Regions from separate parts of the Mus musculus genome. Here regions 1 and 3 are each linked to region 2. The links are chromatin loops, found by intact Hi-C in ENCODE. Cell type or tissue: heart. All regions are shown on one strand. Region 1 holds the start of Gm33644 (a long non-coding RNA gene). Region 2 has its middle 45 kb from the start of Mrps22. Region 3 holds the start of Foxl2 (forkhead box L2).

Region 1 (8,000 bases), 160 kb before region 2:
GGCTGAAACCCCACATCATCTGCCCCTGAACATTGTGTTTCTTTCCATCTTTATGTTGCAACATTGACTTACACCTGACATAAATACTGTCTCTTTCATTTTTTTTTAAGGGACAACTCCAGGTTTTTTAAGGGACAACTCCTGGAAAGCCCCCCTTGGAATTTTCAGCCCACCCAAGGTCCCCACCTCCCCAATTCCTCTTGTAATAGTCAAGTGACATTTCTTTTGGACCTGTGGCCCTTTGAGCTTTCCCCAGCTGTTCTCTGAGGGCCCAGTCTCCACAAGCAGGTAGGAATTGGCTGTGGTGTCATGACCAGAGCCCACCGTGTTGCTATCCAGTGCCAGCTGCAGGTGTGCAGGAGGCTGCAGGACCAGAAGCAGAGCCATGGCTAGGTATGTGTCCAGTGAAACTCTCAGACAGACCTACACAGCCCAGGCTGCAGCACTTGGGGGTGCCAGGCTTTTCTTCGACCTGGCCTTTGCCACCCAGCCAGTCAGCAGAGGTGGGAGGGTACAAAGAATAAGGGCATCCTCCTTAGTACCGTGAAGATGAGCCACCTCTCTCAGTTCTGCACAGGAGTTGGCTTCCCTCCTGGTTCTGTGCTTGCCCTGCTCCTGGGGTGACATCAGTGGGGTCAAGCTGGTCAGGTGCTCTGCCCTTGAGATACAAGTCTGATCCAAGAGACAAAGGAGACCTGGGAGATTAATACTCTGGTTTATGAGTCCAGCCACTGATTCCTAAATTTTGCTTCAACCCAAGTACTAGGACACAGTGTATTCCAGTTCATAAGCTAGGTCAATCACCTGTCCTTTTGTCCAGGGGTGCCATTAGCTCCTGGAGTGCCTCCTCTCTAACCATGTGTTCACTGAGGGTGCTCAGGAGAGCAGGCATTGCCAGCAGACAGTAGAGCACCTCACAGCTGGATAACTGGAGTCTATGCCTTCTGTTCCCATGTCTGGCTTACTCCCTACTAGGACAGTGGCTCCTACTAACACTTGTCTGGAATTTATAAGTGTGCCAGGCAAGCAATGGATCTGGGCCTGGTCCACCCAGAGCACAGTCCTCTGTCCAGGCCTCACCCTGCAACAACACAGAGGTGATGGACAAGCCCATCCGAAAAGCCAGCCAGAGTGACTTCATTTTTGTCCTTCCTGGGAGCGTCTCTAGGGTATTCTTGCTTTCAATACTCATACACCCTAGACTAGTTAGAGGGATGTTGTTGAGGGCCTTTGGTAAGGGGGTAGGGTGGGGAGGAAGCACATTGTGCAGGACACATGTCCGTCTTGATGTCAGTCCCCCAGCGGAGTCATTACGGTTAGATTTCAGCTGCAGAGTTGAAGACATTTCACCCTACAGTTTTGCAAAAGGCTTTCAAAATTCCCCCCATGGTATGTTTCTAATTTAAGATCGAAAAAAATATTTCTATTGTGCCACATAAAGTAACCTAAAACCTAATAAAAGCCCTGAATCAGGGTTGGGCAGAATGGTTTGAATTAAGTCCAGGTAGAGGCAAGGACACGGTATCTATCAGCCAGGGCTGCCAGCTCACGGGCCAAAAGGTAGACTCTAACCGGGAGAATGGATATGCTGAGTCTGGAGAGGGGCCAATTCGGCTGTGGATTCCAAGGCTCTTGGCCACGGCCCACAGGACCCCGACACTATTGGCACCTGGCTGTGGAAGGGTCTAGTTCTTGCTGTTCGTGTCATCTGGGGTATTCTGCAGTTTTTGCGTTGACACTAAGTTGATTTGGTGGTTATTTATTGATTCCTTTTTCTAGGGGACTTGCCAGCCCCTGCCCAACTTCTGTGGCGCTTCCCCTTGAGAAGTGGATGCCACTCGGGCCTCTGTCCACGCAGTGACCCAGTGAACCTTTGGTAGAACTGTGGTCTGACTGACTCGTCTCAGTGTCCAGTGTTTGTTCTGAGACTAGAAAGCCATATATGTCTAGAGGGCGAGTAGGGAGTATCGAGCTTGGAGTGAACCAGAGAGTGAGGACCATGGTGTTCGTTGTCCGTAGTAATGCTGCATGGAGCAGCTCTACATATCTATCATCTGTCTGTCTGTCTGTCTGTCTGTCTGTCTGTCTGTCTGTCTGTCTGTCAGTCATCTATTATCTATTTGTCATCCATCTATCTATCTATCTATCTATCTATCTATCTATCTATCTATCTATCTATTACTCAATCATCTATCTATCTGCCATCCTGCCTCTGTTCCTATCTCCCACTCAGGTGCTCTCGCTGTCTCATTGGTGTCACATGATTCAATACCTACCTTCTTATCATCCTCCTGTAAGCTGATTGGATGAGGAAGGTCATCTGATTCAAGAAGACAAACATCATGGGCCAAGTTAAACCAACCAGATCTGCTCCGTTGTGGGGTAGGATACTAGAGTCAGGAACTGAGGGTCAAGTCTAGTGGGGACAGAATGAGCCTCTGACTGAGAGAAAAAGGAGGGAGAGAGGGAGGGAGGGAGGGAGGGAGGGAGGGAGGGAGGGAGAGAGCGAGCGAGCACAAGAGTGCCCAATGGAGAAATAGCAGGCCTGGCCTTGTTTGTTACCCTGAAGAAATCCCTTCTCTGTATCCTTTCATACACATAAAAAAAACCACTCAGTCCTCCCCCCCTTTTTTTTACCTACCTCTGGCTACGATCAGAATTTCCTCCCTCTGTGGCCCTTCTTGGAAGGCTGATTTTTCCAGAAGCGGTCCTGTGTGCACTGACGGAAGGAGGAGGCCGAGTGATAACTCCCCTCCCCAGCCCAGGTCAGCAAGGTCATTGTCCATTCTCACTGCTCATACCCAGTCCATGTTCCCAGCACCACACAGACATAACTTGCTGGCATCTGTCCTGGCCACAGCCTTCTTTCCCCAACACTGAAAGGCAGGGCAGGATCCTCCTGGACAGTAGCCCAAGTCATACAATTAGTTGAAATGACAGTGCCCCTGGTGGAGAGGGTTGGGGTAAGAGCTCCCACTGTGTGGAGAGGGACTTTCAGGATATCTAGCCGATATAAAGGCGATACCCACCCACTTCTGTCAGATCTGTTTATCCCAAGGCCATGACTTGGGCACTCTTCTTGGACAGAGACTCTGAAAGGAGCGGTGAACTTCTTATAGTAACCCTGCCATAATGCTGACAGGTTCAGAAGGAAGAAACTGTAAAACTGGGAACAGTTGAGCTCAACTCTGGAGCGAACCTTGTCTGCATTATTGGCAACGTGGGTCTGTGTTAGAGACAGTGTGCTGGATAGAAAGGCCTGCAGCTGAGTCCCAGAGGGCAGGCAGGGGCATGACTGAAGGCAGAGAGCATGTCTGCAGGTATGCTTAGGAGACAGAGATTGCGGTCAGAGTCAGTTAGTGCCCATGCAGGTGGGACACTATGTCTTTTTTATCTTTGTAATGAGAAGCAGCCAGAACCTTCAAAAGGGATCTTTAGTGTCCCTGTGAGCATTAGCTGGGAAAACCAGAGCATAGTCCAGTTCTTGGCCCCACTAGATGGCACTGTTGCAGGTCCTTTCATCCAAGAGAATCTCAATCTCTCTCTCTCTCTCTCTCTCTCTCTCTCTCTCTCCCTCTCTCTCTCTCTCTCTCTCTCTCTCTCTCTCTGTGTGTGTGTGTGTGTGTGTGTGTGTGTGTGTGTGTGTGTGTGCGCCATCACAATATTCTTTGGAAAGTCATCTTTGGAAATTCTTAGAATAAAAGTTGCTGCTGGTGAGGTTTCAAAGGCTCGCATTGGATGCTGGGAGTTGTGGAGTAACCAGGATAGGCCCAGCTCTCCTGAAAGCCCAGTCATTGCTGGGAGCCTGGCAAGTCTCAAAATCAAACCCTAGAGACTCAAAAGCCCCAGTTCCCAGAGGCTGGGTAGGTAGTAGTGAGGAATTTTGAATAAAGCAAATTTCAAGAGCCTGTTGTCTCTGACACAGACACATTTTATCTATGTCCACTCCTGTCTCTTATAGTGGCTTCAGGAGTGCACACTCAAGGGCTCTTCTGAGCTTGGGCCTGACTCAAAAGGAGAGTGCGATTGTTCTTAATGTCTGTGAGGGCCTGGGTCAAAAATGACCTCCATGATGCAGTCTCCTTCTCTGCATACTTTTATAAGTATCTCTTAACACTTATGTGTTAGAGAATCTTATTATTTAGTACCAACTTGGAAAGTAGCCAACTCACTTATTGATTTTTGTAGGTAGAGACCAAGGCACACTGAGTTACCTGTGTCTGCACACACCTTGTTTCTCAAGTCACCAATTGTAAATTCAAACAAGGTTCCAAATAGTAGCCTAATATTCACTTGAGGTTTTGTGGTCATTTCATGGTGTGGCTGCCAAGAGGAAGCTTCTGGTTTAAGCTCCTTTTTGTGTCTTTGGTATATGCCAGGAACATTTTGGTGAGGCAGAAGATGGTAAGGCCGAATCTTACAATCTCAAGAGAGAAGACAGGAAGAGGAGAGCACTGTATATGTGAGAGGGGATGAGTGATCGGTATGCAGAGAAGTGCTAGAGCACTTGCCTAGCATGCACAAGACCCTGGTCTGGGAGTGGATACAAGGCAGGGAAATAACATGACTCCTGTCAAGCAGGCTTATCAGAGGTAGGATCAAGGAAACCCTTTTGGATGGTATGAGAGACACGTCCCGGGCCATTGCCTCAGGCCAGAGGTTTCTATGGACTGTGTTCCATGCCAAACTACATGAATGACATGGGAACAGTCAGCAGAGCCCTGCAGAGGGGTGAGTTTGCAGGAGTTCGAGTCTACAGCTGCCAGGCCCAGATCCATCCACAGTTAAGTGGTCCATAAGGTATATCTTGTCTCATTACATTGGGCTAATTAGAATCAATCTAGATATGGTTGATAATCTGTGCAGTGCAGAGATGAGTTAAAAGCAAGGGTGACCCCAAACATAGTGGCAATAGAAGATAATCACGGGCTCTGCTTATTGGTCCTACCTGCATAACAACAAGGGTATGAACGCGAGTGTGCTCTACAGACAAGAATATTATTAAATCTGGGGGGCTGTTATGTAGGAGCAGCCCAGCTCTGTGCTAGATGCTTCATCTGGTTTGATCTTCCAGTAATCCAACAAGAGATACAACTATTCTTATTTTTCTAGAAGAAAAAGTGGAGGCTCAGAGAGCTCAAGGAGATTAAGTGGGACTTCAGGTCAGCCAACATATACCGATGCAAAGCCCAGAGGGGACTTCTAGCACTGGCATGACCCAAGGCTCTTTTTCCTTCCCATAAAGGTTTACAGCTGGTGAAATTGCTGGCCTTGGAATAACTTATTTCCAGAATATTCTCCAGCCTTCCGCATCAGTAGCTGTGACTTCAGTGAGTTCTCGGTGAACGCTTTCCTGTGGGTTCTGGTTATGCCCTGGGGTACTGGCTGGGTTCCTACAGGCAGGCAGAGAGTTGTGAAGAGTGGGAACGAGTTTTCAGCGTGGTGGTGCCTATGCAGAATGGAGAGGCCCCGCCACTTGGCTGCCTAACTCAGTAAGCTTCCTTTGGTTCTCTAAGTTCTTGAAGACAGGGCAAGGCATACTGGCAATGACGTTGACAAGAGGTTCACCTGAGCTCTTATGGGGAGGAGACTAGCATAGCTCATCCACCATCTATCTGTTCCAGGGAGGGCCCAGATCCCTGAGCCCAACCCAGGAAAGGCACTGTGGGTGGCAAGGACACCCTGCAGATCACAGAAGGGAGTCATCTAACACATGCAGAGGTCCAGGGAAGGACATCTGGGAGGGGAATATTGAGCAGTGGTCAGGTGCAGTTTTGTATGCCTGCATCCTTTACAAAGTCCCTGAAGCAAGCTGGAGTACGGATGGATCAAAGTCTTGTAAGCATTTAATGTGGAGGGGAACTTCAGGCTGTAGAAGAGAAGCAGAGAGAGGCGGACTTAGGCTTGAAGGTTACAGGCCAGACCTGTGGCAAGACAGCAGTCTAGACTCCATCCTACAGGCATGCCTGAAGGTTTTGAGAGCCGACAGTTTATAGGGAGAAGATGGAGACTGGTGGCTATGTGACATGAAAAGAAAGGACAATGGCCATGAAGGGCAACGCTGAGGGACGGAGCATACACACAAGGTGCTAATGTATGGTAGATCAAAGGTTACAGAAGCCAAGGTCTAGCTAGGGGCCAATGGCCCAGCGGCCCTTCTTGATGGAAGAACCAATACCTTTTTCAAGAATGTTGGGCTCCCTTCCCTAGGGTCCCCATCCTTGCTCCCATAAGCTCTTTTTAGTAACTCATCATAAATGTGAACGTGACTGGAGCTGCTACGTGTCATTATCAGGCCCAAGGTCTGCCTGTACTGGGAGCCTGACTCAGGGATGTCTGGGCGGGAACTTGGTGCTGGGCAAACTCAGCTGTGCTCCTTAGCTCTACCAGGTCACCAGAACCAGATCCTGGCTTCCTTTACCAGAGACATAGAACGCTTCCTGCCCCTGGTTCTGACGCCCCCAAGGACCGATGCATCCCCGGGAAGGAGCTGAGTAGGCTATTCTCAGAGGTCTTCTAGAATCCGTTCTCTGGGAGACTGGGGAGATAGCTTATTGGTTAGGAGCACGTGCTGCTCGTGCAGAGGACCCGGGTTTTAGTTCCCAACACGTACATAGTAGTTCACAACTATCACTAACTCTGGTTCCAGGGGATCTGCACCCCACAGGAAGCTGTGCGCGACCTTCCCTTGATGATCTCTGAAGCATCACATACACGCCTTCCGCCACGCCTTCTGTCAGGTGGGACTGTGCTTACATTCTCCTATGTGTCACATCTCCTTAGACTCTAAATAAAGTTTAGAGTGATTTTGAGGAGAGCAACTCAGGAGGGATCCTGTGAGCTAAACCCATCTGAAAGGAGATGGGAAGGAGGGGATCCTGCCATGAGAGGTTCTAGTGGGGTCCTGTTCCGAGTCACAGCCTTTGTCTCTCTTGAGACTCCTGGGAGACATAGTCCCAGAGGGTTGATAGACTCCAAGCTCACTCTGAGGTTGGAGGGCATATGGTAACAGATGAGCTTCCATACGGTGCACTGCCAATGTGTCTGTCTTCCTCTCCAGTGTTTGCACATGTTCCTCCACCCCCACAGAGCTGTTATATAACAGGTAGCATGCAACACAGCACTCATACACAGAGACTGAGGTTCAGGGAAATTGCCCACGGCCCTGCAGCTGTGACAGTTTGAGCAGGAGTTTAGGATCCATGTTTGATCCCTTCTCAAAGTCTCCTGTCTCCCCAGCACCACACTCTGGTGCTCTCTAAGCTGTCTGTGGGACTAAGTAAGTCCTCTCCACAAAGTTCCATGCATCCGGACGGGCACGAGCTGTTTGTCTCTTGCTCAGCATCCCGCCAGGGTGCCTGGCACAAGAATCTGATAACTTATGTAAACTCTTAGGGCGTGAGCCCTGACGTCAGGGCCCGGCTCCTCCTCTGTTAGTGTTTCCTAATTGGTATTATCCCGGCAGTTGCCTTAGAAATAGCCTTTTAATTACATAATGAATTATTCTCTGAACAGGTCATTGTGTTATGGCTCGGCCATGTGTGGGGCAGGGAGCCGGCTGAAGGGGAGTGTTCGGGATGAGCTGACATGCTTCCCCCACAGCGCGCCTCTGCATTTTTCCATGGTGACTACAAGATGGATCTGGGGACTTGAGTGGCCTTCAGGGATAACACGTGAATATGTGGGCCACGGAGAAACAGCTGCGCCATTTTGCTTCTAGTGGACCGGAGAAAGCGGAGCGCGTACGAAGCCTTGTTTTGAAATGTGTTTTCAAAATAAAGGCTTTCACAAGAACCAAGATTGCAGAAACAACTGCTGTTGGAAATAACTTCCTGGAAAGCAGAGGCCTCCATGACAGTTGGGATTTAAAAGGCCAGGGTAACTTACAAAACAGGTTTAACCTAATCAAAGCTTAGCATTGCTCCACACACAAGCATGCCCACACATCTTCCTCAGGCTGAGGCTGTAGCTTTAGCCTCTGATGCTCTGCCCAGGACCCT
Region 2 (8,000 bases):
TAACTGTCCATTAGAGCGTCCACAAATTCTCTACTCATCCTTTGCAAAGGGACCCCAGGAAGTCTGTGTGCTAGAGAAAATAGATAGTGTCCTGCTCTTGACTATGCTTGACATAATGCAGGGGTAGCAATAATGGTGCTCTGTGGTGCACAGCCCTTGTTGGTCTCTCTGAGCACAATGTCTTTACTTCCGGGTATCTCCTACCACCCTTTTCTCCAACCCAGCCTCACCTGGGGAAATCTGTGTCTCAACCACTGATCGAGACCCCTTTGAAAGTCAAGCAACCCTTTAACAGAGGTCACATGTCAGATATCCTACCTAACTGATATTTCCCTTACAATTCATACCAATAGCAAAATTACAGTTATGAAGTAGCAATGAAAATGATTTTATGGTTGGGGGCCACCAGTTATATTAAAGGGTCACAGCATTAGGAAGGCTGAGAAGCACTAGTCTAGACCTTGTACCCATCCGCCTGCTCCCCTCATGAGATTCTCCAAAGCACAGCTGGTTACTTTCCATTTTGCCATCCTGTGGTCCCCACAGCCTTGGGAGTAAGAAGTAAGCCCCTAAAATGGCAGGTTTGTGTTGGCCCTACCTGCACACTCTCCAGCCCTCCTTCCTTCCATGAGCCAAATCAAGGACGAGGCTGATGTGACCCTCAGATCCCTGGGTTCAGAAATCAAAGGGACACCAAAAAACTCAGCAGCCAAGAGAAACACTTCACAGGAACATCTTAAAAGTATCGAGACTAGTAAAACAAAGGAGGGGGGGGAGGCTAAGGATATGGTTCAGCCTCAGAGAGCATGCCTGATGTGTGGCCCTCTGGAGTGTTGCCGGTGCTGGGGTGGGGGAAGGGGGTGGGGAGGGGAATCAGGGAGGGACTCTTTGATGAACAAATTGTCAAAATTGTTATGAAGTCTGGACTGACAATGAGTGGGAAAAAGTGGCTGTCTGAGAATGTGGCAGGGTATCAAGCTTGGGTTCCTCCCTCCCCCCCCCCCCCACTGATGACTCTGTCTTTTTCTCGACCTATAAAGAGGCCCGAGCCACTGCTTAGGATCCCCAAGAAGGCCATGGCTTTTGCACACACCATCCTCCCCTTCTGGGACTCTCTCCCTTCTCTCTTCATGCCTCCAGTCTCCATGTCCAACCTTTAGAGTTCTTTCTCATAGGAGCTACAGGGGTTGCTCCTCTCCTCCCAGGCTACTTTAAGAGGTTTCTGGGTTCCTTCCATCAGCCACCTGGCCTGGCACCACCGAACACTGTGGGCCTCTGGGAGTAGTTGCTGCCTCAGTCCCTCCTGTGCAGTGGGACATGAAACAGATTGTCCTCAGTTGTCTCTGATAGACAGAATGAATGCATAGACCAAGGGAAGAACTGTGCGGCCATAAGTCACATCCCATCTGAACTCACACTTTAATCAAAGTGAACAAAGCTGTGGGGCTCCTTGGATTGGACCCACTGCAGAATGAATGCAGTGATATTTTGGTCCAACAAAGAGATTGGAACAGCCTGAAAGTCTTGGCAATAGAATTTGGTCTATACTTTAAAAAAAAGAAAGAAAGAAAAGACTTTTATTTTTCATGATTAAAGCCCTGCCACTTGCTCTGAAAGATAACATAGGCAAGGGAGGCAGTGTGGACCAGTCTTCTCCAAATAAGGCAAAATCCAACTTTCCTTTATTTTTAGCAGTGAGTTTCCAGCTTCAAGGAGGCTCAAGTCCATGGCCAGCCTTACACAGACCCACTAACTCCCAAAACCAACCGTGTTAACAATTCATGAAGATGTACGTGTTCCTGAGGCATCGGGATGTCCCTTAGGGAAGGGGCCCGCAGACAGCCCGAAGCTTGAGCCTGTCTCCATGGCCGCTCTCCAACCAGTGCTGGACAAGCTACTGAGACAAGCCATCTCTCTTCCTCACTCTCTGGGAGGAACTCAGGTTTGTCCTTTGCTGATGTTAGTCAGCCTGACATGGGGAACATCTTTGAAAACACTCACATTTCCTGGACAGGCTGCAGACCTTAAAAGGTGATGGTCAGCTGGCTTCGTGAGGAGCCTCTGATACCTGAGCCCTCTGAAGAGGTTCTGCATAGACAGGCATTTAAAATAACCCCCCATTCACATGCATGACTTGATTGTCATCATCCCTACAAATGGTAACATGACTCACTTCAACCCTCCGCAGCTGCTGAGGAACAAGAGCAGAAATCAAACACTGGGCTCTCCTCTGAGCATCCTGATGCTGCATCTGTAAAATGGGATAACATCAGGATGAGCTAATCCATGAGAGAGGCAGCCAGCCCACTGCCTTGCCATCTGTGTTTCCAATATGACTTTTATGGCTTCTAACATGGTGCCTACTTCTAAGCTTTGTCTGCAGCGAGCTCGTCTTTCTCAAATTCCTCTGGGTTTGGCTAAGAGCAATCTGTTTTTCCTACATTTGTCAAGTGGCTTGAAATCCCCAGTACCCATTCATGTCCCTTCCAAGGGTTAGCGGAGCACCTCTCGTTATCTTTCATCACACCCCCCCCCACACACACACACACACACGAGGGGTAAAAATTACATTTGAGAAGAAGTCTGGCTATTGATGCCTGTAAAATGGAGAGTTTGGCGAGACTCAACTCGCCTGGGTCAGAGTGGGAATGAGGCCCAAAAGCAGTCCTGAGCATCTTTAATGATGTGTAGAAAGAGAGGGGCCTCTGCCCGCCTGGGCAGATGGACACAGCTGTTAACAGAAAAGGCCCCGATACTGCAACCGGCATGGTGAAACGATCCCCGAGATGCTTCCTAGCAGAGTTAAGAAATTTTTTGTTGATCGTGCCTTTGAACTAAGGTCATTTAAGTATACAACAGATGTTCCTCTGAGGGAAACAGACTTATAAAGTCAAGAACACAGAAGGGACCTAATGGTTCACTGGGGGTGGCGCATTAAGTTCATAGCACTTCAGCTCCTCGCAACGTTAAACAAAACAATGACGCAATTTTATGCACAGTAAAGACCTGTCAAAGCAGTCATCCTGGGCAGTGGAGGTCCTTTCAGTCATTCTTTCTCTAAAGATAAACGGAGGCATGGGGATGGACATGCTGGCTGCTGTGGTGAGGCGGTCCTTTGTGTGGTACCCCAGCCACTCAAGGCTGAATCACCAAGGATAGCGGGAGGCTAGAGCATGGGGGAGAGGATGGGACAGATGTGAATACAACAGCAGAAGAGCTGTGCTCTCGTGTCTTTCTTCCTGCCTGGGTTAGCCTGCCAATGGGCTGAATCGGTGGTCACCGGAAGGTAAGGTTGGCAAGGGACTGGGGTAATACCCACTGCCTCATAAGCCCCTTCCAGCCTACATTGTCACATGTCAGACTCTGCCAGGAGAGCCTCGTCATAGAGACTATTTACCAAGTAGCTGCTAAGTGTTAGGCACACTACTGCAGTGTGCTCTCTTGAGTCATGTCTGTACCCCTGGAGCAAGGCTGGAGACAAGTGAATTTGAAGTCAGCAAGACCAGGAGATCCTCACCCTGGCCTCCATCAGCTGTGTGACCTCTGGGAAATCACTTTACCACTCTGAGCCTTGTTTTCCCTGTGGAGTGATCAGACTTACGACACAGGTCACATCAATGGGGCTCGAGGGAGGGGAAAAAAATAGATAAAATTCTCAGTATGGTTCCTGGCACAGTGGGCATGTTTCTCCTCCCTTCTCAGACAGCACACCACCCATGCCTTCAGAGAGCTTACCATCCGGATGGACAGGCAAGCTCCGTGCACACAGGCAGAGGGTTCTCCCAGGTCATGAAAAGGCTACAGTAATGAAAAGCACAAACATATAGGTGCTTTTAAAGTGGAGTGGAGGGTGGCCACTTTGGATGATCAAGGATGGCGTTTGGGAGGTAGAGGTCTTTGGTGGAGCTGGCAGATCCCAGAAATGGAAAAACAGACATTCAAATCAGGCACAACGGGGGAACACTCTCCTAGTGCTGAAGGTCACATTTGAGGTCATTGTCGAGACAGCCAATCTGGTTGAGTGTGGAGTTCAGTGTGTTAATAGGTAAACTCTAAGATCCTTGGACGCCGAGCTTAGCTTTCCCTGAAGAGAGCATTAACTCATATAGCTCTTTGAAACAATAAACAAAATCAAATTAGTGTTTAAGAGTTATCCAGACAATGAGTGGGGGGAAACCTGACACATTCCCCATTCCTGTGTTCATGGCAGTACTACTAGTCTATCTCTTTGCAGAGGCAAGCAGAGAGTTTAGCAACTGTTACAACATTCTTATCCTGGAGTGAAGAAGGTGCACTCTGGGTATTTAAGAGTGAGTTTTATTCCACTTGAAGGGATAATAAGGAGTAAAGGGGCTCGTTGTTAAAGTTTTGTGATCTTCCATCTGCAGAGCTCAGGGTGCCAGAGTCCTCTCTGCTTTCTAGCTGCAGTGTTCACCATCCTGAGCAGTCTCTGGTGCCCCCTGTTGGATGCCAGATGTAAGTCTGACTGCTGCAGTCTGAGCCTGGAGGGAGAGGGACTGGAGCCTGGTGGGGTCTGGCTGCGGGGCCTCTGTGTCTGAGGTTCAGTAGAAAGTGGTGAGCTGTGGTCTGCCATCTGCACCCACGCTGGCAGCCATGTACGGCTGAGATGTCTGACTGTTTGGGCAGGATCTTGGCAAGCTTGGCCTGACTCTGGAAGCAGGGTGGAATTTTTCTGAAATGACAGAACCATTTAAATATCTCAGGGTTTTCTAAAGTCACCAGAAATAGAAGGCAAGTCTGCCTCTCATTGGTGAAGTTTCCTTTTTATTTGTAAATAGAGCCAGTTGTCACCTGGAGGTGGCAGCTCCCTAGGCCCACTGAATTCAACCCTCCCTTGCAAGAGACAGCAGTGGCCACCCTTCAACCAGAGCTCTCTGTCTCTGTCAGGGCCTGGCTTCATGTCCCCTGGCATTCTAGGGAGTTCCAGAGTGGAAGGTCAGCTCACTGAAGAAGCCTCTGCTATAACCTGGAGAGGGACCATACAGCTGTTGTCCTGGGGGTGCCCACAACCATGCTCCAGCCCTGCCAACCACTGATCATCCACTCCTTAAACCCTAGCAAATGCTATGCCTCAGCCTCTGAGAAAGCCCAGAGGCCCAGCCACTCTCCCATCCATTCTCCCAGTCATCACCCACCCAGAGGACCATAGCAACCTCCTCCGTGGTCTCCTCCCATACCTGCCACCTTTCTGCCCAGTACCAAGTAATCTATCTGAAGAGCAGAGGCTGATCTGGAGCTGGTCTGGGTGCATGCACACAAGAGTGAAGGGACTGGCACTTTCCTCGTCCCCATTTTATAGATAAGGAGACAACAGAATGCTAAATAGTACAGTGGTGGTGACATTCCTATTGGAGGCAGAAGCAGGATGGAAACCCAGCTTGTCCAAAATCAAGAGGTTAACCTCAAACTCTCCTGGCTCCCTGTACAACCACTTGCTGTGTGCCAGCTCTGTGCTGGCAGGTCACAGGCTGCCCACTGCACAAGAAGTCACAGTCTTGTCAGACTGTCCCTGAACTCTAAGGCTCTTACCCCTCTCACTCCTCTCTGGCCAGCCTGGACTAGGGATGCAAGTCAAAACATCCCTTTAAATTTGAACTTCAGATCAGCAACAAACACTCTTTTAGGATAAATATATCCTGAGGTATACTTATGCTGGAGAAATGTCCATGGCCTCTGTGAAATCTGCCGCTTGTGTTTGCCGTTTGTGTGTATGTATACAGGCTATTGAAAGCTGGAAGGGGCCTCTGTTCCTCCTACTGGATGATGCAGTTTTGGCCAGCAGTGTTCTATTCTGCCTGCCTGGGTCTCTTGTCCTTTGTGCTTGGCTAAGGTATCCCCCCATCAGGAACTCCTTCCTGATTCCCAAGCTAAACTAGACACCCCGTTGCTTTGCCTCAGAACCTCCTCTTCTTCATGTAACCTGTGGCCATGTATCACCCTCCCACCCCCACCCTTCAGTCATGAGCTCTTCTGGTGCCTGCAGCTCATGGTTCATGCCACTCACTGTGTTATTAACTCTCCCTGCTCTTGGCCCGGCTGGCCCTTCTTTGTGGAAGCCCTCTGTTTATCTCCCCATACCCCAGTTTAGCAGATTCACTATGGTCGATGATGGCAGCTCTGTCTGGGGTTTGTAAGAGTGGGTCCTAAGAGCTGTTCCTGCCCTCTGGAAGCTCACAGTGCTGGAAGGTGGCATAGTGTAGAGTGTATCTCTGGTTCAGTGTGCAGAGGAAGTCAGGAAAATAGCCTGGCACCAACATGTGGGGCAGTGGCACCTTCAGGCCTCTTGCCCTTGGTCCTGAAGATTTCTAAACAGACCTGAACCACAGGGAATCTTGGGGACTTTCTGCTCCTGGATCAGCAAGAACAGGGACTCTGCTCACTACTTCCCTCATTGCTCCCCAGGTCCCTAGCTCCTCCCTGGCTGCTGTGAATTATAAGTAACAGAAGCCATGACTCAAACTTCCACCTTCTCTCATGCCCAGGAAGCCAATTCAGTGGTATGGGTGTCTCTGGAGCCCAGGTCTTCTCTCTCTCTCTCCTTCTGTGTGTTTGGATGGGTGCCAAGGTTAGGATGGTTCTCTTGAGGTCTCAAGGCAGTGGCACGTGCACCTGTGTGTTCCTTTGTTCACACCCAGTCTGGGTATGGGTGAGAATCGGTTTCCCCAATCATGGCACATAAGTCCTTCTCGACATCCTGATGAGGACAAGGACCCACTCTGGAATGGGGACAGATGACAAGGAAACCCCACGCTCTCATAGCTTGGGGCCAAGCCTGCCAAACAATTATACAACACTTAGCACTTCACTTCAACTCAGCATCCTAGATCACAAGGAGCAAGCGCCAGTTTCTGTTTATCAAGCAGTTAAGTACAAGTAATTTAATAAATATGTCCCAACAACTTAGCAACTGTTAGAAAACATATTGCACATAGATTAAAAGAAAAATAATTATTGTCAGCTGACCACAATTACTGATGGCATATGCGTGCCAGTTGGACACTGAACAATTTCTCAACACTGGGAATTGGTCTGCATACCAATTCTCCTGTTTTCTTATTTACACAAATTCTTGTTTGGTACTTGATTTTTCCCCCCTAGTAATGACCACTAAAAACCTGGCTTCTCGGAGTTAACCTGTCATTAGAACTGAGAATGTGAGCTGCCGTGAGCTGGCAGGTATCATGATTCCAGCATGTCACTGTGTTTCCTAGAAAACGGAGACCGTCACCTGGGAATCACCTATGGCGTTGGTGTGTTGACTGGGAACCATGGTCTTGGTTGACTCTTGGGTCTCATGGAGCTGAGTGCACAGGGCAGCAGTACCCAGACAAAGCAGAAGCCCTGCCTGGTTAAGAGAACAAGGAAAGGGCATGGGGGAGGGGCAGGATCAGTGAATGTTGACCTACGAGGTGAATATTGCATAGAAAGGAAAGACATCTCCAAACCCGTGTTCTGGTGCTCCCATTGCGAACAGGGGAGTTTGCGGCTGAATCCAAGTGACTGCCTGAAGTCTCACCTGTAGTGTGGGTGGTCCAGCCTGTCACCTCTTTAGTGCAAGCTGGCCTTGAGCCCTGCTTAGGAGTCCCTGTCACTTGGTTCATTTCCAGCTCTTCTCGCCCCAGTGTCTGAGTGAGATCTCTGAGATACGTCACTCCTGTCCATGAGGCCACCCTGTCCAGGATTCAAGGACGCCTGTTGCTCTAAGCACAATTGACTGGGCACTGTAGCACTACCAGAAGCCAGGTAGCCCCTGACCTTATACCCTCTGTAGCAGGCAGTCCTGGCTTTTCTGAGAGCTAGCTAGACTCCAGGCTTGAGCCTAGGTAAACTAGGAGGTGTGACTCGAACATGGCTCTTCCTCTCCATCCTCACCCAGAAAGAGGGTCCAGTCGTGACCACTCCCACTCCAGTGTGAACCTGTTCCAGGATCCCCAGAATCTCCAGGAAGTACCCGCAGCCTGTGTCACTGAGGCCTTTGG
Region 3 (8,000 bases), 310 kb before region 2:
CTGGCAAGCACCCCCTAATATTAGTCATATAGCTAGTACAATATCCTAAATATATGTCATCCATCCTCCCTGCAGGTGAATGACAGATACACAGCTTATACCCTGTCTCCATTAAATAACAGACACTAGAAACACTCACGCCAGGCACAGACTACAGTGATCTGATCCGTACATTTGAGACTTAACACCAGGCTACAGAAACACCTTCTTGCCTGAGGGATTCTCCCTTTCCACCACAACCGAGATTCTCCTTTCAGCCGACCCCCAGTGGGTGGGCTGAAGTTTCTACCTTCCGGAATCCACAGCACCTCCTCTACACTGTAGCCTCCTTCTGAGATCTTTGCGGGGGGGGGGGGGGGGGAAGGAGAGTGCATTCTGAGCCGAACAGGCTTCCCTTGATCCCAGCAACATTATAATCTAGATATCACCCTGACATTCCTAAGGTTAGACCTTCGGTTAGCTGAAATGAGGACCCATAGGTTCACACCCTTAAGCTCTTAGCTTCTCCCAGCTCGTTCCTCTGGACCTGTCTCTTATCCAGGTAGAGAGAGAGGCAGGTGACAGATTCATGGTTATGCATGGGATCTAAACTCCTGTTGCACGAACCCTCAGCCACTCACTGCCGGATCCAATATCTGTCACCCCATTGGAAAACTGAAGGCCAGCCACCTCTAGTCAACCAGAGAGATTTCATCTGCAACCAGGTCAAACACCTTTTGTATCTTCTTGAGAGCATGGGTCTTAATTCGTTATTTGATGGAGCTCAGTAAAGAGAAAGCAAAAGCCCACCTCCGTAGCATATTGTACACTAAGTCCCACCTGAAACACCAAGTTTCCTACACTTATTTCAAGATAAATGAATGCCAATTGCTAAAAACAACGGTACGACAAATCACCGATTACACTGTAGAAAAGCTTGCAGCTTCCAAGGTGTTTCTGAAATCTGGATTTTATATTAAAAAATGTTACATATATTTTTGACAAAAAAATTCTTAGACGTATGAGGATAGCAGTGGAAACACAGCGTACGCACCTAGTACAATTATGTAAGAGGCAAAATATAAACTTACACGAACGCAAAACGAGAACAAACCTTGCCTACAGTAGCCTCTAGCGAGGGCCGGGTATCTTTGCCGGTGTGAAACAGCCGCAACAGACAAACGATGACACAGAAAAACAAACAATCTCCTGAAAAACAAAGCAGCAGCGACAGCCCAAAGCGCCTGCCACCCGGGTTGTCCTCAACTCTTGTTTGTGTCACTTTTTAAAAGAACACAATTTTTCTTGAAAGGCTCGCTCTCTTAGCTAGCTAGCTGCTGAACTACGGTGTAAAAGAAACAATGCAAGTCCGTGTTAAAAGAAAAACAAAAAACAAAAAAATTTATTTGGGAATTGACAAGGGACGCCCTCACACACGTACAAACACAACAAAAGTGCTCTAGTTCCCTCTAGAAAATTTGGTCCCCGAAAGACATTACTCAACCACCAGGTCACGGGATTTCGGGCCAGCCGGCTGGGGCCACAAGCCCGTGTGGGCCGGCCATGACGAGTTTCACATTTCTCCTTCCGAAGGTGGAAGAAACAAGACATTGGAAAAACAAAAATCAGGGATAGGAGTGTCATCTGGGCGGTGTGTACCAGCCAGGCAGAGATCTCTTCTGGCATCCGGGGCAGAATCGGAAGATCCGGGGAAATTTGTTTTGAGTTCAACTTTTAAATAGAAAAGAAATTCCTAATTTGTAGTGGAAACCTTATTTTAGCTAGTTATTTTCTCCTCCCTCTGAACACAGCCTAATGAAGTCACCACGGGAATTCTTACACAAATTTCCCAGCAGGGTCGATGAAGAAAACCAAAACTTTTGATTTTGTTGTTTGGTTTTAGCAAACTCCAAGGCCATTACATTTCTCCTCCCCACCCCCCCATGAATGTTTTATTCTCTCCCTCTTTCTTTTTTTCTTTAAAAAGTATTTTTTAATATTTTCAAAAGCCTCACCAATCTTTTTCATAAAGACCTGGCCTGGAGGTGCCCTATGCGGTGCTCTGCGGAGCGGAGGCACCACGGCCTCACAAGGAGCGGGGGATGAGAACTCGGTTGCAGGCCGCGGAACGAGGCTGTCCCTGCTCCAGCCTGGGGCTCAACCCCCGCCCCGCCCAGTGGGCCCCTCTGCAAGCGGCTTCTGATCAGTTCCAGGAGGGATCGCAGAGCGACCAGACACGTTCTTTCCATTCTCCGGTAGTGTGGGTCCCTCTTCCCCCAGCAGCCTAGCGCTTCTAGTCGCAGACAGTCGGGGTGGGGAATTAAAAATAAAATCGAGCTTGAGTCCACCGACCTGGAAGAGAGGGCCAAGAGGTAAGCTGCGTCTCAGACACTTCGACCGCACCTCGGCCGGGGACTCACTCCCTGCGGTGAGGAGAGGAGGCCCGCGGAAAGCACGGAGTGGGCGGCCTCCGGCCAGCAGCACGGGAAAGCAGAGGCCGCGGCGGGGAAGAGCACCGGAGGAGCAGCGGAGGCGACAAAGCGGAGTCGCAGGAGCGGGGCGGACCGAGGAAGGGCAGACCGCTCGAGGGCTCTGCATCCAGAAGCTGTCCCGGAGTGCGCGCTGTCAGGCTGGCTGCTGCGGCTGCGACCCGAGCTCGGCTCCTCCACTCCCGGGATAGGGGTGGGGGACCGCTCCCGCGCGCGTTGGCACTCAGAGATCCAGACGCGAGTGCAGCGCGCCCGTCTTGCTGTCGTGGTCCCAGTATGAGCAATGCATCATGGCGAGCTCGGGTTGCCGGGCGCAGGCGAACTGCAGGCCGGGCGCGCTCGTGGGCGCGGGTGCCGGGGGCGCGGCGGTGGCCGGGCTGGCGGGACTGAGCTGACCCGGGGGAGGCGCGGCAGCCCCGTGGTGTGGCGGGGCTGGCGGGGGCGCAGCGGCCGCGTGCAGATGATGTGCGTGAGGGTGCGGGTGAGGGTGCGGCGGCGGTGGCGGCGGCGGTGGTGCGGCAGGAGGGCCCCCCAGGCCGTTGTAGGAGTTCACGACGCCCGGAGGCAGCGCCATGCTCTGCACGCGCGAGTACGGCCCGTAGGAGGCGGCGGGGCCCGCCAGCCCCTTGACCACCGCGGCTGCACCGGGGCTGCCCGGGCCGGCGGCTGCAGCGGCTGCAGCAGCGGCCGCCGCAGCCGCCGCCATCTGGCAGGAGGCGTAGGGCATGGGCGAGGGAGGCTGCGGCAGGGGCCAGGAGTTGTTGAGGAACCCCGATTGCAGGTACTTGGGTGGCGCCAGGTAGCCATAGCCATCGGCCCCAGCTCCGGGCACGCCGCAGCCACCCGCCGCTCCTCCGCTCCCGAAGAGCCCCTTGCCGGGCTGGAAGTGAGCGGGCGGCGGCCGGAAGGGCCGCTTCATGCGGCGGCGGCGCCGGTAGTTGCCCTTCTCGAACATGTCCTCGCAGGCCGGGTCGAGCGTCCAGTAGTTGCCCTTGCGCTCGCCGCCGCCCTCGCGCGGCACCTTGATGAAGCACTCGTTGAGGCTGAGGTTGTGGCGGATGCTATTCTGCCAGCCCTTCTTGTTCTTCTCGTAGAACGGGAACTTGGCTATGATGTACTGGTAGATGCCGGACAGAGTGAGCCTCTTCTCGGCGCTCTCGCGGATCGCCATGGCGATGAGCGCCACGTACGAGTACGGGGGCTTCTGCGCGGGGTCTGGTTTCTCCGGTGTTGTCCCGCCTCCCTTGCCGGGACTCGGCGGCGACGCCTCGGCCTCTTTGACTGCGCGTCCGCTCTCCGGAGCCAGCAGGGTCCCCGCCGTGTCTTCGGGCTCGGGGTAGCTGGCCATCATGACAAAAGCCGGCTCTCCGCGGCCGGGCAGCCCGGAGGCTGTGCTCTCCTGGTGCAGGCTCGCCTTGCAGGCGGGCGCAGGAGTGTGCGCTCGGCGCAGAGCCTCTAACTTCTGCAGGCTGCGGGGACCGGAGGCCTCGCGCGGCTCTCACTCTCTTCTCTTTTCCCCCCGGGGAGCGGTCTGCGGGAGTGGAAGTCAGCCTCTGGCCATCGGGAGTCTGCCCAACAGCGAGGGGCTCCGGCCCCGCCGCCCCTCCCCGCCCAGGCCAGTCCCCGCCTCGGTGGGTTTTCTTGGCTGAGCTCTCCCCTCCCCCCACCGCCCGGTTTCCCCGAGGCGCGACCCGCGTCTCTGGCGCAGCCGCCTCCTGGAGTCCCTAGTGCGCCAGGAGCCTCGCTCCGTTCTGATTCGTATGGGCTCCGCAGAGTTCCGCTTGCGTCAGGGGCCTTCGCCCCTATAGCGGGGCAGCCAGCAGCGCACGGGCGAGTTCATCTCTAAGTCTCCTTTTTTTTTTAAACGGCCGGCAGAACTTGGACCGGCCTTCCCGAGCCTCCGGAGCCTCCCGGGCCCAGCCAACAGCCTGCCTCACGCTCTTACGAGTCTTGAAAATCTGCGGGTGTTTGCTTCGCCGAAAAGCCCTGGTTGGGGCTCGCTGCGCCCTGCCAGTGCCCCGGGAATGCTGACCCCAGCGAGGAGAGGTGATCCAAGCCTCTGGGCAGCTTTCAGGTGAAAGAAAACAAAACCCTTTGCTCTGTGCTTCGGGCTGTGCTGGGGCTAGACTTCTAGCTTTGAGGCTTAGGGAGGGGCGAGATGGCAAGGGGGCCGGACCGGGGTGGAGTGGCCGAACTTTGCGGCAGCTGGAGGTAAACCAGCTCAGAGCTCGTGTCACGGAAGGCAGAAGCTTCGGCCTGCTCTGTCCCTCGAGCTCTCTGAGCCCAATTGAGGCTGGGGAGAGGATCGCTGGGAAGAGACACCCAGGAGTACCGCTCACTGGCATCGGACGTTTCGCTTCTCTGTGCTGAGGTGGATGTAGGGACCAGCTTTCTCCTTGGAACTCGCCTTGCAATCCCACAATTTGGGTGTGTGTTTTAAAGATCAAGTGGTATCCCTTGTACTCTGGCTTGGACACAGACGAGGATGTTGCTGAGGGGCTTTGGGGACTGTTGCGTGCACAAGTGTCACGCGTGGAAGGCACGGGGCAAAAATCTGTTCTTAAAGACACACGTGATACTGCGCAAGTGTGCTGTTCAGAAACCCAGGTATGCTTATATATGTACAATGTGTGAGACTTGTATTTGCTTATTTTTGCTTAGTGAGGTGTATGAATCAAGCACCAGAGTACATGGTTGTATCCATGAACATGGTTCGTGGATACAACCTCTTTTTTTTTTTTTTTTCCTGTCTTCCTTTGTCCTTCCTACCCTTACAGCCGTTACCTGCATCTTCTCCTTCCAGCATAGGTAAGGAAGGAAAACCACAGGCTGGGGAGGCGCTTTCTCGCGTCCCAGTCACGAATGGACAGTAGTCTTTCCCCTTGTTTTTAAGATAATAGCCGAAGTCTGGTGGGGATCCAGTTACATCTCCGAAAATAGAAAACGGACTTAGAGGAATTCCTTCCGTGCCAGCACAACATCAGGTGTGCCCTGTCACTCAGCCTTAACACAGGTTTGCAGTCTTGGAAGTGTGAGAGAGGCTGAGGAAGAGTGATCAGACACGTTGTGAAGGATAATGGTCTGAATGAATGATGTGTGCCAGTCACACATCTAGGTGGCTATCCCAGTGCCTGTTTCTACCTCTTTCTTTCAGGTTGCTTGGACTTTAAGAGTTCTCCAGAATGCCACGAGCCCACACTGGCCAGTGGCTCCAGCGGTCCGAAGACCATTTATCTACAGTGTGTGCTTGTGCTTCCCACTTTGAGATGAAGGGAAAGGAGGACTCTGTGTGTGTGTGTGTGTGTGTGTGTGTGTGTGTGTGTGTGTGTGTGTAGTCCAACATCTCAAAGATGACTACAGAGAGGTCAGCCAGGCAAACCCGGCCTAACCACCAGGATACAAGGGAGGTAGGCTTCTCTAAATTTCTCTGAGAAATACCCACATCTAGCCCTTATTGACAGTATCCCCAAGTAGCCTCCATGTTTTTCTAAGCTATCCCTCACCGCCCTGAGCACACTCAAGAGACAAACAGCACTTCTTCAATACTTGTCTGTTTTCTGAGCATGCCTGCAGGTGTTTGTCTTCTTCCTCACCATCAGGCATGCCCAGGTTATGGGTCTGGATCTGAGTCTGCTTGGTTCTGGGCAGGGGAAAAATATCTGGCTTTGGTCGGGACCAAAGAGGGTGGAGGTCGGTCTCCCTCTTCTTCATTTTTTTCTTTTTTTCTTCCTTTTTTTTTTCTTTCTTTGACCACCCAAGCTGACCCTGGGTCTCATCCCCCACCCCCTCCACGGCTCCATTTCCGGCCGCTCAGCTCCTCCTCAGCAGCCAGGTGTGACAGAATTGTTGCATGTGTCATCGCTTCCCTGAATTCCTCTGTCGGCTCCCTTTTCAGTCTTTAAGGAGCCCGAGGTGTGTGTGTGTGTGTGTGTGTGTGTGTGTGTGTGTGTTGGGATTGTAGATCAGAATCTCTTTTAGGCTTTTTTTTTTTTTTTTTCTGAGTGGAAATAGGAGTCACACATTCCTGGGAACTGACTTCTTGCTGTCCTTTGCAGGATCAGCACCCTAATCCCAGGTGGAGAAAGAGTGCCTCTTGTGCGCACAAGGCTGGGAAACACAACTGCAGGGCGCCCCGAGGGATCACCTTCCAGACCCTGGGTGAGCAGCCAGAGCTAAGAAGACTGGGACGAATGTGCTTGCCTGTTCGGTGGTACAGCAGTAGGTGGATAGAGCAGGCACTCTAGGAAGTGGCCGGGTGGACTTTGATTCACTTCTCACTCCTACCCAGTCCCCTTAGGCAGGCTGGGTAGGGACCCAGGTCTCGACTATAGTAGGATTCTGTTCCTCTAGGCCTGTGCGGCCCCGTTGTGCGGCCCCCACAACTTTCACCCGTTTCATTCTGGCAAGGTTAAGCACCATCCACTTAGTGGCAGAGGCCTCGGTCCTGAGCCAGGCGGAGGAACTCCGTGTTTCTCTGGCCGGGGTTTTCAGGATTCCTCAGCGCCTCCAGCTCCTTGTGCCTCTAGAGAAATGCCTGCCCATGCCTTGCCGGGGAGCCAGGGACAGAGCAGAAGCCTCTCAGCAAGCTGGTCTAACGCTCCGAAGTCTCGACCGCCGCCTACGTGAGCAAGTCGCGGATCCCCGGTGAAGATGCTTTTCTCCCGGGCCGAGCTTCCTGCAGCTGCCGCAGAAACACCGCGGACCGCCACGCGAGGCAGGCTAGTGTTTCCCCAGTACCGCTCAGCTCTGACGCTCAGCCACCCGGCTGGCTGCTAGCTGCTAGTCCTTCAGATCCTCTTCTTATCCGGCCTGAGTTCCCGCGCCAGAAGAAAAGAACCAGGAGGCTGAAGCCCTCTTCTACGCAAGCTGCTTCAGCAGCACATTGGAAAGAGGAGCGCTTCAAAGGGGACTTATGTCCCTACTGGACCTCCAGCTTCACACCTACAACTTAAGCATCCACACAACATCTCTCTAACACACAGTGACCCCCATCCATCTCTCTTCCCGCCAACCTTGAATTCTCTCCGCCCCTTTACTCCCTCAGTTTACCTGTTGCAAATATTTGTTCAGACTCTGAGCATTTTAGTAGAAGTGTGTTAAATCGGCTTTTAGACTCCAAGTCTCTTCACGCCAGCGTGCCCTCCCACTTCATGGCTTCCCAAGTCATTGCTTTAAGTGAGGGGAATTCCATTTTGTGAAAGTCTGCCAAGCTGTGGGATCAGAGACCCAATAGTGTTCTCAGGACATTTGCAGATCAGGCCAGGGCCACTAGACTCTGGATACCTTTTGGAAGCCCAGCCTGATCTACAGTGTTTGATCAAGGATGGTCATAGGTTCTAGAACGGCTTGAAGATGCTGCACCTTGTCCTGGAAAGTGCTCCCAGGGGAGGATTTGTGGACAGTGAGAGAGCAGGAAGTGGGTTTGTGGACAGGGTCTTGTAAGGGGCCCCAATAGCCAGCAGCCCTCCCCTAGGGACCTCTTCTTATCAGGACTCTGAAGAAGTCATATGCAAGGGCTTTACCCGCTGAGCA

What was found. Hi-C counts contacts between places; a loop is a spot of excess contacts. Peaks named below come from ENCODE experiments on the same cell type or tissue, not always from the same donor. Only the 100,000 strongest peaks of a DNase experiment are listed, where the experiment ranks them.
Region 1: a loop joins it to region 2, with 12 times the contacts of the local background. A loop is called at or near these places in 26 of 42 quality-filtered maps.
Region 3: a loop joins it to region 2, with 2.5 times the contacts of the local background. A loop is called at or near these places in 17 of 42 quality-filtered maps.

What each region holds. Positions count from the first base shown.
Region 1 is chr9:98,805,207-98,813,206 of GRCm38, reverse strand. All of the region lies in intron 1 of E330023G01Rik (RIKEN cDNA E330023G01 gene), which reads left to right. It overlaps Gm33644 (a long non-coding RNA gene), which reads left to right and starts at 5,270. Exons shown (of 3, transcript XR_379743.1): 1 at 5,270-5,330; 2 at 6,650-6,740; 3 at 7,516-7,727. In heart, a CTCF peak has its summit at 3,457 (motif pointing right); a DNase peak (open chromatin) is centred at 7,476; H3K27me3 peaks cover 2,157 bases.
Region 2 is chr9:98,642,423-98,650,422 of GRCm38, reverse strand. No RefSeq gene overlaps it. Among named protein-coding and RNA genes, the nearest start is that of Mrps22, 45 kb to the right of the region's middle. In heart, a CTCF peak has its summit at 4,470 (motif pointing left); a DNase peak (open chromatin) is centred at 2,702; H3K27me3 peaks cover 2,774 bases.
Region 3 is chr9:98,951,480-98,959,479 of GRCm38, reverse strand. It overlaps Foxl2 (forkhead box L2), which reads right to left and starts at 3,873. Exons shown (of 1, transcript NM_012020.2): 1 at 1,354-3,873. The coding sequence starts at 3,819. The coding sequence ends at 2,692. Foxl2os (forkhead box L2, opposite strand) reads left to right here and starts at 4,170. Exons shown (of 8, transcript NR_003248.3): 1 at 4,170-5,075; 2 at 5,246-5,276; 3 at 5,362-5,452; 4 at 5,623-5,875; 5 at 6,524-7,186. In heart, a CTCF peak has its summit at 3,480; no DNase peak of the experiment used is centred here; H3K4me3 peaks cover 3,844 bases; H3K27ac peaks cover 1,639 bases; H3K27me3 peaks cover 6,831 bases.